Regions from separate parts of the Homo sapiens genome. Here region 1 is linked to region 2. A link is a contact called in ENCODE Hi-C data. All regions are on one chromosome and are shown on one strand. The core of a region is the stretch at or near the end of the contact, and the rest is flanking DNA. Distances in the headings are between cores, read along the strand shown. Region 1 holds the start of ZNF275 (zinc finger protein 275). Region 2 holds the start of CD99L2 (CD99 molecule like 2).

Evidence for each region. Hi-C counts contacts between places; a loop is a spot of excess contacts on that map. Pooled maps may share reads with other maps.
Region 1: a loop to region 2 is called in a map of CD4-positive, alpha-beta T cell, with 12 times the contacts of the local background. The contact joins the promoter of ZNF275 here to the promoter of CD99L2 in region 2. A Hi-C loop is called at or near these places in 2 of 168 maps with a recorded cell type or tissue (CD4-positive, alpha-beta T cell and naive thymus-derived CD4-positive, alpha-beta T cell) and 5 of 50 pooled maps.

The regions. Positions count from the first base shown.
Region 1 is chrX:153,330,670-153,336,468 of GRCh38, forward strand. It overlaps ZNF275 (zinc finger protein 275), which reads left to right and starts at 3,484. Exons shown (of 4, transcript NM_001367757.1): 1 at 3,484-3,616. It overlaps MIR12129 (microRNA 12129), which reads left to right and starts at 4,793; the gene lies at 4,793-4,868. RefSeq lists silencers at 3,278-3,647, 3,738-3,817.
Region 2 is chrX:150,895,243-150,901,266 of GRCh38, forward strand. CD99L2 (CD99 molecule like 2) reads right to left here and starts at 3,426. Exons shown (of 11, transcript NM_031462.4): 1 at 3,280-3,426. The coding sequence starts at 3,346. RefSeq lists a silencer at 3,101-3,710.

The sequences.
Region 1 (5,799 bases), core at 2,234-4,733, 2.4 Mb after region 2:
GGCTCCCCTGTGGCTCCCACCAATGACTGGGCAGACATTGCAAGACTCGGGATGCTGCCAAGAGAACCACGGCTACCAGTGCTTCTCAGGGAATGGGTGGCACGACGCCTGCCACCAGCAGCCCAGCCTGAGTGAAATCTGTGGGGACCCTGCTTCTTCCCACCTCGGGCCTCAGACTCAGTGGATAGTAGGTTCATATGATTGGTGGAGCCTGAGTTAGGTGCCCATGCTGTAGCTACAAGAGAAGCTGGGAGAGTGAATACTAACCATCTTTGAGATCTAGAGTGGGAGGCAAACTCTACTTCATGGGATAGGCAATGCCCCAAACAAAGAATGGTTAATATAAAAATGATTGTCATTGTCTACTTTATATGGTATTAAATGGACAGAAGAAAGAAGAGAAACACAGATTAAGAAACAAATAAAACACACAGATTACCAATATCAGGAATCAGGGTGGTGTTATCACTGCAGATAATAATAGAACATTGTGTACAATTTTATATTAATAAATTTGGCTACTTACATGAAATGGGCAAATTTCTTGAAAGATACAAATAGCAAAGCTCAGTCAAAAAGAAATAGATACAGGCATACCTCTGAGATAGTATGCCTTCTGTTCCAGACCAGGGCAATAAAGCATATATCACAATAAGCCAGTTACCCAAATTTTTTGGTTTCCCAGTGCATACAAAAGCTATAGCCTGTTAAGTGTACAGTAGTATTATGTCTGAAAAAAAATGTACTCATCTTAATTTTAAAATATTTTATTGCTAAAAATGCTAATGATCATCTCAGAGTTTGGTGTGTGGTGAGGGCCTTCTTACCATGTCCTCATATGGTGGAAGGCAGACGCAAAACAGCAAGCTAACCAGATGCTGCATGAAGCCTCTTTTATAAGGGCCTTAATTCCATTCCGAGGGAGTAGCCCTCTGGTCTAATCACCTTTTAATAGATCTGGGTCTCTCCCTCTTCTTCCTTCTGTCCATTTAATACTATATAAAGTAGACAATGACAATGCCTCACCTCTTAATAATATCACATTGGCAACACCTGAATTTTGGAAGGGATACATTCAAACCACAACATCCAGTCTCAGGCATTTTTTCATGGCAGTGCAAATGGACTAAGACAATTTCCAAATAATTTTGTTGAGTGAAAGGAACCAAACACAAAAGAAGACTTATTATAACATTTTATTATATAAAATTCTAGAAAATACCCTATAGTGACAGAAAGCAGATCATTGGTTGCCTGGGGACAGGAGAGGAGAAGAGAAAGGGATAGTCATGGGCATGAGGAAACTTTGAAGGTGATGGAAATCCTTATTGCCTTGATTGTGGTGATGGTTTCATACGTGTGTGTGTGTGTGTGTGTGTGTGTGTGTGTGTGTGAAAGCTTATCAAGTTGTTTAGCTGAAACATGACAAATTCACAGTTTATTGTCTGTCAAATATATCTCAGTGTAAACAGACAACCTACAGAATGGGAGAAAATCACCTGACAAAGGTCTAATATCCAGAATATAACCCCATCAAAAAATGGGCAAAAGACGTGAACAGACACTTCTCAAAAGAAGACATACAAGTGGCCAAAAAACATATGAAAAAAATGCTCTCATCACTAATCATCAGAGAAATGCAAATCAAAACCACAATGGGACACTATCTCACTCCAGTGAGAATGGCCATTATTTAAAAGTCAAAAAATAAGAGATGCTGGAGAGACTGTGGAGAAAAGGGGATACTTATACACTGCTGATGGGAATGTAAATTATTTCAGCCACTGTGGAAAGCAGTTTGGAGATTTCTCAAACAACTTATAACAGAGCTACCATTTGACCCAGCAATCCCAGTACTGGGTATATACTCAAAGGAAAATAAATCATTCTACCACCAAGACACATGCACCTGTATGGTCATCACAGCACTATTCACAATAGCAAAGACGTGGAATCAACCTAGGTGATCATCAGTGGTGGATTGGATAAAGAAAATGTGGTAGGCATTCACCACAGAATGCTATGCAGCCATAAAAAAAGAATGAAATCATGTCCTTTGCAGCAACATGGATGCAGCTAGAGGCTGTTATCCTAAGTGAATTAATGCAGGAACATAAAACCAAATGCCACACATTCTCATTTATAAGTGGGAGCTAAACATCGGGTACTCGTGCGCATAAAGATGGGAACAACAAACAATGGGAACTACAAGAGGGGTCAGGGAAGGAGGGGTCAAGGGTTTAAAAACTAACTATTGTGTACTATGTTCAGTACTTGGATGACAGGGTCATTCGTACCCCAAACCTCAACATCACACACTATACCCAGGCAACAAACCTGCACATGTACCCCCTAAATCTAAAATGAAAGTTGAAAACATAAAATTTCTCAGGAACTACATGTGTGTGTATATATATATACATACATACACACACACATATATACACACACATTGCACATAATGGGCTAGCTTTCTCTTTTGTCTCTCTCTCTATATATACACACACACATATATATACATATATATATACTGCACATAACATTGGGCAAACTACTTGAACAGACACTTTACAAAGAAAGATATAGAAATGGCCAGTGAGCACATAAAAGCATACTCAACATAATTAGTCATCAGGGAGATGATAATTGAAATAACAATGAGATGCCACTTCCCACCCTTTCAAATGGCTAAAAATAAAGGCTGACAACCTCAAATGTTGATGAGGATGGGAAAGAAAAGGAGCTCGCATACATTTCTGGTGGGAATGTAAATTGCACAACCACTTTGGAATACATTCTGGCAGTTTCTTATAAAACATAAAACTATCCTGTGATGTGGCAATTCATCTCTTAGGTATTTGCCCAAGAAAAATGAAAGCATATGTCCACACAAAGATGTGTACATGAATATTCATAGTAGCTTTATTTATAATCGCCCAAACTGGAAACAGCCCAGATCATAACCTGGTGAATGAACAAACCAACTCTGATATATCCAAACAATAGCATACTACTCAGCGATAGCACATTCAACAACATAGATAAATCTTGAAAACATCACGTTGAATGAAAGAATCCAGACACACAATAGTACATACGATCTGATTCCATTCATACAGAATACTGGCTTTCCAGTCTTCGCCCTCAGTTCCCGACCCTTCACTCCCCCCACCACCATCTTGAAGATGCCCAAGGGGGAGAGGTCCCTTCCATTCCTTCGTTCCTTCCTTCGTCTGCTGGTCGATTTGTTCGCTCGTTCATTCATTCATTCGCACGCTCATTCCACTCCTCCCCACCTCCACCCAAGCGTCCAGCCCGCGCGCGCCGCTCCCCCGCAGGCTGATCAGACTTGCCTGCCCAGTCCGCCCCCGCCCAAACCCCGCCCCCTTCCCGCCACGCCCCCTTCCCGGGCCAATCGGGGACGAGACTGGGGCCGGGGCGGGGCCTCGCTCCCTCAGAACCCCCGGCGGCGCTCACGGCTCCGGAAACGCGCCGCGGGGCTGTTAGCTCGGCTGGGCACGGGCGGCTCCGTGGCGCTTCCTGCCACGCCAGGCCTGCCTGGGCCGCGCCAGCGCCGCTCCACCGAGGGCCGCGCGTCGGCCGCCGCCGGGCCTGGGTGAGTGTGCGGGCCGCGGGAGGATGTGCGGGGGGCGCTGGAGGGGCCGCAGGGCGGAGGTGATCGTGGGGGCGGCAGGAGGACGTGTGGACCTGAGTGAGCGTGCAGGGCCGCGAGAGGATGTGCAGGGGGTGCAGGACTGTGTGCGGGGCTGGAGCGAGTGTGCGGGCCGCAGAAGAGTGCACGGTGGAGGGAGGGGGCGTCTCTGGGCAGTTGGAGAGCTGCTCGGCCTTGGGCGGGCCAGAGCAGGGAACGGGTCCCGGATGACGAGTACGAAGAGGCCCGAAGGCCTTCCCGAGGCGGGCGGGGGGCGGCGATCCCGGGTGGGAATCGCTAAAGTGTAGAGGCCTGCTCTGCTCTTTGGGGGACGCTAGGAGATGGGAACCGCTCAGGGGCGGAGAGAAAGGACCCCTGCCCCTAGCTCCTAGGAGCCCGATCTGGAGGGGGCATTGTAGGGGTGGGGGTTAAAGGACTTTTCCCTGGTCTAGGGGAGGGACTGAGCCGCAGTCTGGGAGCTGGGAGGGTGGGCCAGGTGGGAACAGTTCCCGCTGGGGAGTCCCTCCTTTCCTTTTGAGTGGGTGGGAGTGGGGGGGGGCGGTTAAGCCTCAGCTTGGTGGGGAGAATGGGGGCCGGTAGGTAGCCTAGAGAGAGAGCTGTGGAGAGGCAGGGGAAAGGGGGCGGTGAGCCGAGCTCAAGGCCCTCTGTCTGAACCAGTCTTTTTCTGTCGCCCTACTGGGGGCCGCCATCTCCCACTTCAGTGCCCCCGCCCCCTTAAACTCCTTTGCTGGCTCCTCCAGTCTATATTTGGGTGATTAATTATATATCTTTTCCACACACACCCCCCACTCGCCTGCCGCCCAAAGTCCATGGTCCCTTTCAAACAACCCCCTGCCCCCATTCCTGGCCCACTTCCCAGAGGTCCCACCCTGCCACCTTGTTCCAACTGAAGCCCTCCAGCCAGCCTTGACCTAGCTGGGCATGCGGCCCCCTCCAGTCTCCTTAGTCAATGAAACATTTCCTCTTCAACCTCAGCCCGACATTTTTCCTTTACAAGAGAATTTCAGATGGGATTGCTGGAACAGCACCTCCCCTAGGTACTAATGCTGCCTCAGCCCCTCCCCACCCTCACCTTCCCCCAACCCTGCAACATTGGACCTTCAAGTAGAAGCCACTTGCACAGTATCTGGCCCAGTTCAGTACATCCCCACAAAATGTTACTAGGGGGATGTACTGAACTGGGTCAGACACTGAGTTTTATATATAGAACCCTATTGAGCAGTAATTTGCAGCCTTCTGTCTGTGAGGGACCCCTTGGAAATCTACCAGAACTTGTGAATTCTCTTCTAACCATCAGCACAGACTCAGAGATAGTGGGCTCCCATTTCAGCAGGTTCCTGGGCAGGAATCCTGTCAGTAACAGAGATTCTGAGAGTTGGAGAATCTGGGAACCTCCAGATTCTAGACAGGCCCAGTGTTAAGGAGGTGCAGCTCTGCATCATAATCTCCTGGGGTGCTTGTTGAAAAATGCAGACTCCTTGGTCTCTCCCAAACCTGCGAAACTCCCACATGAGTTCTTAGTGAACTCCACACCAACTTTCTCACCCAGTGATCCAGCCCTTACCCAAACCTGCCTGGGCTCCTTGGATGGCCCTGGGCTCTTTGCAATTTGCATAGCATCCCACCCCACCCCCAATTTCGACCTTTGTATCCAGGCGATGTTACCTAAAGGAAGCTATACTTAAAATTTATTTCGATTTTTAGTAAGATGCCATGAATCTTCTTGGAGAAATGGGAACACAAAGCTTTCCTCAATTAAGTACAACAAACACTACAAAATCCCCTTCTGGTCTACCTTCTGGCTTTTTATAGAAAGGAAATAAGATAGAAACCCAAACAGAAAGAGACAGGTGCCCAGGCAAAGTGAGAGGAAACAGATGCCTTCCCACCCACACATACAGAAAAAGGCACACACAGACACAAATACCCCAAGAGAGACAGACTTTCCTGGTGAGACACCCTCTCTTTAGGCCCTTCAGGATTCTGCTACTTCGAGTAGCAGCCTGTTTGCTGCTTTGGGACGGGACGGGATGGGCCCACGTGGGGCCTTCACTTCCGCCTCCTGGCCTGTCAGGTGGAAAGAACATGAAGGCCAGGCTCAGCGTGGCCCAGGGCTTGGCTCAAGG
Region 2 (6,024 bases), core at 2,176-4,675:
CAGTCTTCTCCTTGCTGCTCAAAAGAACAGCTTCCCATTTCTGGAGGCACATACAGGCAGCATACCTGTCCTCAGAGGACTTTTTGGAACTAGTAAAATACACAGCAGACTGAAAAGCCCTCTGTAATTAGAACAAAGATAACTTGTTAACCGCCCTTTAAACTCCTGGGAGCCTAAAGCCAGCCTCTACTTGCTACTTGCTAGAGCCTGGAAGGATTTCTCAGATTATGCAGAGTTGCTTCTGTGTGCTTTCTGAGGTCTGCCAGGGTTACTCAGCCACATCCCACTACTGAGGACCAGGACCAAGAATAAAGTGGCTCTCAGCAGGCCTACCCAAAATGCCACTCCAGGGCCCAAGAAGAGCCAACTGGTGCCTAACTGAGGCACTTGCTTTGTGTTTGTCATTTTGACGCAGCAGCTCTGAGACTACCAGGATCCCAGAGAAGACCACCAATGCAAAAATCGTATTATCTTATTTTGGACAAAAGATCCAGAAAACTGTTGGCTGGGCACGGTGGCTCACACCTGTAATCCCAGCACTTTGGGAGGCCGAGGCAGGTGGATCATGAGGTCACGGGATAGAGACCATCCTGGCTAACATGGTGAAACTCTGTCTGTACTAAAAATACAAAAAGTTAGCCGGTGTGGTGGCTGGCGCCTGTAGTCCCAGCTACTCAGGAGGTTGACGCAGGAGAATGGCGTGAACCCAGGAGGTGGAGCTTGTAGTGAGCCGAGATCGCGCCACTGCACTCTAGTCTGGGCGACATAGCAAGACTCTGTTTCCAAAAAAAAAAAAAAAAAAAAGATCCAGAAAACTGGGCCCTTATCTTGAAACCAAAGCTGCTTCTGGTTTCAGTTAATTAATTTAAACAATAAGCTGGGCGTGGTGGCTCACGCCTGTAATCCCAGAACTTTGGGAGGCCGAGGCGGGCGGATCACGAGGTCAGGAGTTCGAGACCAGCCTGGCCAACACAGTGAAACCCCATCTCTACTAAAAATACAAAAATTAGCCGGGCATGGTGGCGCATGCCTGTAGTCCCAGCTACTTGGGAGCCTGAGGCAGGAGAATTGCTTGAACCCAGGAGGCGAAGGTTGCGGTGAGCCGAGATCAGGCCACTGCACTCCAGCCTGAGCAACAGAGCTAGACTCCGTCTCAAAAAAATTAATTAATTAATTAAAAATAATTTAAACAATAAAAGATAACTGGGTAGCAGTCTTATCTGGGTTGAATCCTGGCTCTATGTCTTCTGAGCTATATGACCAGGGCCCCCTCATCTGAAAGCCAGTGATAATATCTAGCCTGCAAAATTGTCGAGGCAATTTAAAGCAATATATGTGAAGTGCCTGGCACACAGGAAGAACTCAGGAGATGGTAGCTGGTAGCAAGGCTGTAGATCTAAGCCTGGTCCCCTCAAAACACCTTTGTGATTGTCAGGCATCATATGGATGATCAAACAAGTTCGGGGAACTCATTTTCCCATGGTCCCTAAGTAGTCGAAGTGGGGTACCTCCAGGTGCAAGGGCATATGCCTAGGGCTTAAAGGCAGTGACTGCGCAGTCAGACAAGCCTTGCATCAAATCATAATTCTGGCAATCGCTGTGTGACCTAAGGCAAGTTACTTCACCTCTCTGTGCCTCTGTTTCCTCATCTATAAAACAGATGTACTGTTTCTGTCTCCTCTACCACCTCTTAAATCAACAATTGTAACGTGCAAATCTGAGACCCAATCATTTCTATTCCCCACCTTCTCAACGGGCACACCATGTTGAAGACTTTCAGAAGACAGCTTTGAAGGGAGTATCATTTTTCTAACTTTTTTTGTGCTTCTACTTTCAAGATTTCCATGTCATTAGATGCAAGTCAATCAAATGATCATACATTTTCCTACAAATGCATTGTAAACAAAATAAAAATTTTATCCCAAAGGGAAAATGAAAAAGAAAATTCAACAACTCTTTACCCCTGTAACTTCCTTTATTTTTCTCCATAGCACTGACAATATATATAGATTTCAATGTTGGGCTTGTTTTCTGCCCGGACCAGGATGTAAGCTCCATGAAGACAGTCTCAATTTTGTTCACTACCGCATCATCAGTTCCTAGAACAGAGCCTGGCACCTCTGCAGAATGTTAAATGGCTCTTCGTGAATCAACTCCAGGTGGGTTGCCCACATGAAAAACATTTCTGCATCTTTTGCAAAAGTGGCTTGGCTAGTACCATCCACTGTTTTCCAGTGTTCCTTTATGTGACATAAATCTTACTAGAACTCAGTACTAGGACAAAGTGTGTGTGTGTGTGTGTGTGTGTGTGTGTTTCCTGAGCTCACATATTTTCCACCAGCTGGGTTCGCTTCTATTGTCAGGAAGCTTGGAGCATAATTCACGTTCAATTACAGTGTTTCCCTTAATCCCTTTTTCTGATGGGGACATAGGATATAAATAAGTGTAAGAAGATTCTGTTGGTACATGTTTAAGACCCTATTTTTAACCACAGACTGCATTTATTCTACTAAGATGCTTCTCAAACTTGAATGTGCCAGAGAATCACCCGCGGATCTAGTTGAAATGCAGAATCAGACTCAGTAGGTCGGGGGCGGGGCGTGAGATGCTGCAGTTCTTACAAGCTCCCAGGTGATGCCTATGCGGCTGGGCCCTGGACCACATTTTGAGTAGCAGAGGGTCTAAGAAACGTGCTTCCTTGATTCAGCGGGATTTCTCTCTCCTGCTCCTTGGCAAAACATGACCAAAGTCTCAAAAACTGAAGCGGACGGCAGAAGCACCTAGAGAGCTGGTTAGACCTACGCCTCGCTGACCCCCCCCCCCCCCCCCCACAGCCCATGCCCGCTGTGATCCCGATGAAAGGGGCTAGGAATCCACCTAGGAAGTTCCCCAGGTGCTTCTGCTGTCGGTGGCCTCGCAGCAAATTTCGAAAATGACTGCTCTCTTCAAGGTTTTCTCAAAGGTAAACTCTTGGGGACAGCTGTTGTCACCAGTGGTACACCTGCTCGTTCAGGATTTTAGGGGGCCCATCCCGCTGTTTCCAGCCCAGCGTCAGGAGGGGACCCACCCCTCCTCTCCGGCTACTCCGACCGCGGCGGAGTCAACCCCCACGGGCCCGGGGCTCGGACCCCCGCCGCTCCGCCTCGCACAGCCGGGCCGGCCGGTGGCAGCCACCGCAGGCCCGAGAGGCGGGGACCGTGCCGCTCATGCGCAGAGCGACCCCTGGGCCCACAAGGCGGGGTCCCCGCGCGGTCCCCGCGCGCCCCCCGCCCGCCTTACCTCGCTGGACCAGGGTGGCCAAGGAGAAAGCGAGGCAGACAAGGAACGCCGAGCGCCAGGCCACCATGGCTGGGAGCAGGCGGAGGGCCCCGGAGGAGCACAGTTAGCGCGAGAGCGCCCGAAGGGGAGGCCGAGGAGGAGCGGGAGGAGGAGCCCCGCCGCCTCTGCAGGGTCCCGCCCAAAGCCCGCGCGCGCGCGCGGCGCGGCCCCGGGAAGATGGAGGTCGGGCGCGCTAGAGAGCCGGCGCCTGAGGGCGCCTGGGCTGGGGTTAGGCCGGGGGGCGGGGCGAGGCTGCAGTATCGGGGGCGGGGCCGCGTTCTGGAGGCGGGGCTCCGGGCGAGGGGCGTGGCCTGCGGGCACCCGGTGGGTGGGGAGGCCTGGGTTGGGTTGGGCTGGGTCCAGCGGCAGCGCGCGGTCCGCAGACCCTGTCCCACCTCGGTCCTCGAGACCGAAGTCTCGGAGGTGGCCCCGCGGACCTGGAGCAGTGAGTCACCAGTGCCGGGGAGCGGGAGGCGGCAGCGCCGGTGGGCGCCGATTTCCTCCCGGGTGACCTTGAGAAGGGCTCTTCCCCTTCTGGCCTTGGTGTTCTCCCGGTGAAGGGTTGTTCCCTTGGGGCCCCTCCAGACACCGTCCAGCACGGAGCCCCGCACTCTGTCCCCACCCGCTGTTCCCTGCAGGAGTGAAACCCTGGCCGGAGACTGAAGAAAAGGACCGTTTTCGTGACTGGCTGCGGTCAACAAGCAGTGACACGTCTCGAGAAAACGAGGCCGGGGGCGCCCGGGTGGGCGACAGGGGAGGATGGGGGCGTCCCGGAGCCGAAGCGCCGCGGGCTCGGGAGACTGGGGGTAGGGACTGGGTCAGCTCTCCCGAGGCTTTGATGAATGCGCTGAAAGTGCAAGTTCATATCTGCAGAGTCGATCTCAAAAACGTGCTTAATGACCGACAAACGCGCTGCAGTCCTTTCCCATGAACCCCCGCAAACGGAGTCCGTCTCCCAGACCCGAAGAAATCAGATTCCGATACGATACTGTGCCGACCAGCAAAATGCCCGCTGCAGCAGTTGATGGGAACGCTCCCTAGAAGAGCCCCAGCTGCAACCGGCTCTCGAAGACAAAGAGGAAGCGCTACTGCTCTCCGGAGTGGTAGCGTGAGCCTGTCCCTGCCATTATGCGGCACCGGCTGCCCAGGGCCACATCCTCCTTAGAGGGCGGCTACTACCACCTCCCCTCAATATCCATTCGGCAGCTTTCCTGTGCCCCCAACCCAGCCCTCGCTGCCATAGGCACCCCCCTCAGTGGCTCCCACCAACCCCTAAGGAACAGTGGGGTGTGGGGTCTCCCTGAGATGGAGCCGAAATCTCCCGTGTGGCTTACATCCATTGCCCTGAATCTTAGGGCTGCAGAAACAAAACAGCATATGAGGAGTGGATCTTCCCAGGCTCAGGGCATTAATTACTCTATGAATGGAACATTATTCCATTCTAGCTGTAGAATTAACAGAAATAGCTGGTAGTTATTGAACACACACTATACACATGGCATATTCCAGGCATTTTACCCTTAATTTTTATTCCTCACAATGCCTTATGTATCATCACCTATTAACGAGGGAAAAGCAGCAAAATGGAGGTTCCTTGAGGTTGGGGAGTTAGCCAGGTCTAGTCTCATGTGTCAAAGGGGGAGGGTACCACTAGGAACCCCAGCTGGTGAATGGCTAAGAATGTGTGCTGTAGAGCCAGACCGGGTACAAATCCTGGCTAAACCCAACAAGGTTGTGCTAAGGATTAAATGAGGTGGTGAAAAGTGGACAGCCTGCACACAGTGACAGAGGGCAGGGACCATTACTGGTTAATCTAGTAACGGCTAAGGAAATAGTGGCCACTGTGAGGTCAGGAGGTTACTGTCTATTCCAGGCTGTGGACATGCCCCCACCTTTGCTACTAAGTGCCCTGAGCCATTCCATAGGCCCTGGTGGTACCATCTGTACCTGGAGGGCAGTAGATTTTCTGGTCTTTAGGAGTCTTCCAGGATCTGATGGGTAAACCCTGATGCATACACACTCATCTACACTGAGGAGGTGAGAAGCATGTAACCTCTTAAGTTTGAGGCCATGTCAATCAATATGCAGTGGACAGTCACACTCAACTGGAACTCTAGCTGCTAAAGGTGCTACAATGCCATATGCAATAAGACTGTCTTCTAGCTCAAGAATAGTTCTCAAACTACACCCCGTGGGCTAAATCCTACTCCCACCTGTTTGTTCAGCCTTCCAGCTAAAAGTAGTGGTTGCATTTTTAAATGGTTGAAAAAAATCAAAAGAATGTTATGACATGAGAAAGTGATACAACATTCAAATTTCAGGGTTCATGAAGTTTATGAGAACACAGCCACGCCCATTGATTTTTGTATTCCCTATGGTGGCTTTTGTGCTGCCACAGTGGAGTTGAACAGTTGTGATAGAGACCATGGGGCACACAAAGCCTAAAATATTTACTGTCTAACCCTTACAGAAAAAGTTTACTGACCTCCGTTCTAGCAGATTGAACCATGGCAAGGATGAACATTAGCAGGTGATGATATGGGACCTTAAGAGTGTGCTCCTCTAAAGCGCAAAATGAACATAGATGACCTGCTCTGACACAGGAATAAGAACCAAAAGAAAAGGACAATGTTTATCATTGTGGCCAAAAGATACTCACAAATAGTTCCTTAATCAAAATATTGCAAATGTCCGAGATGGATTATC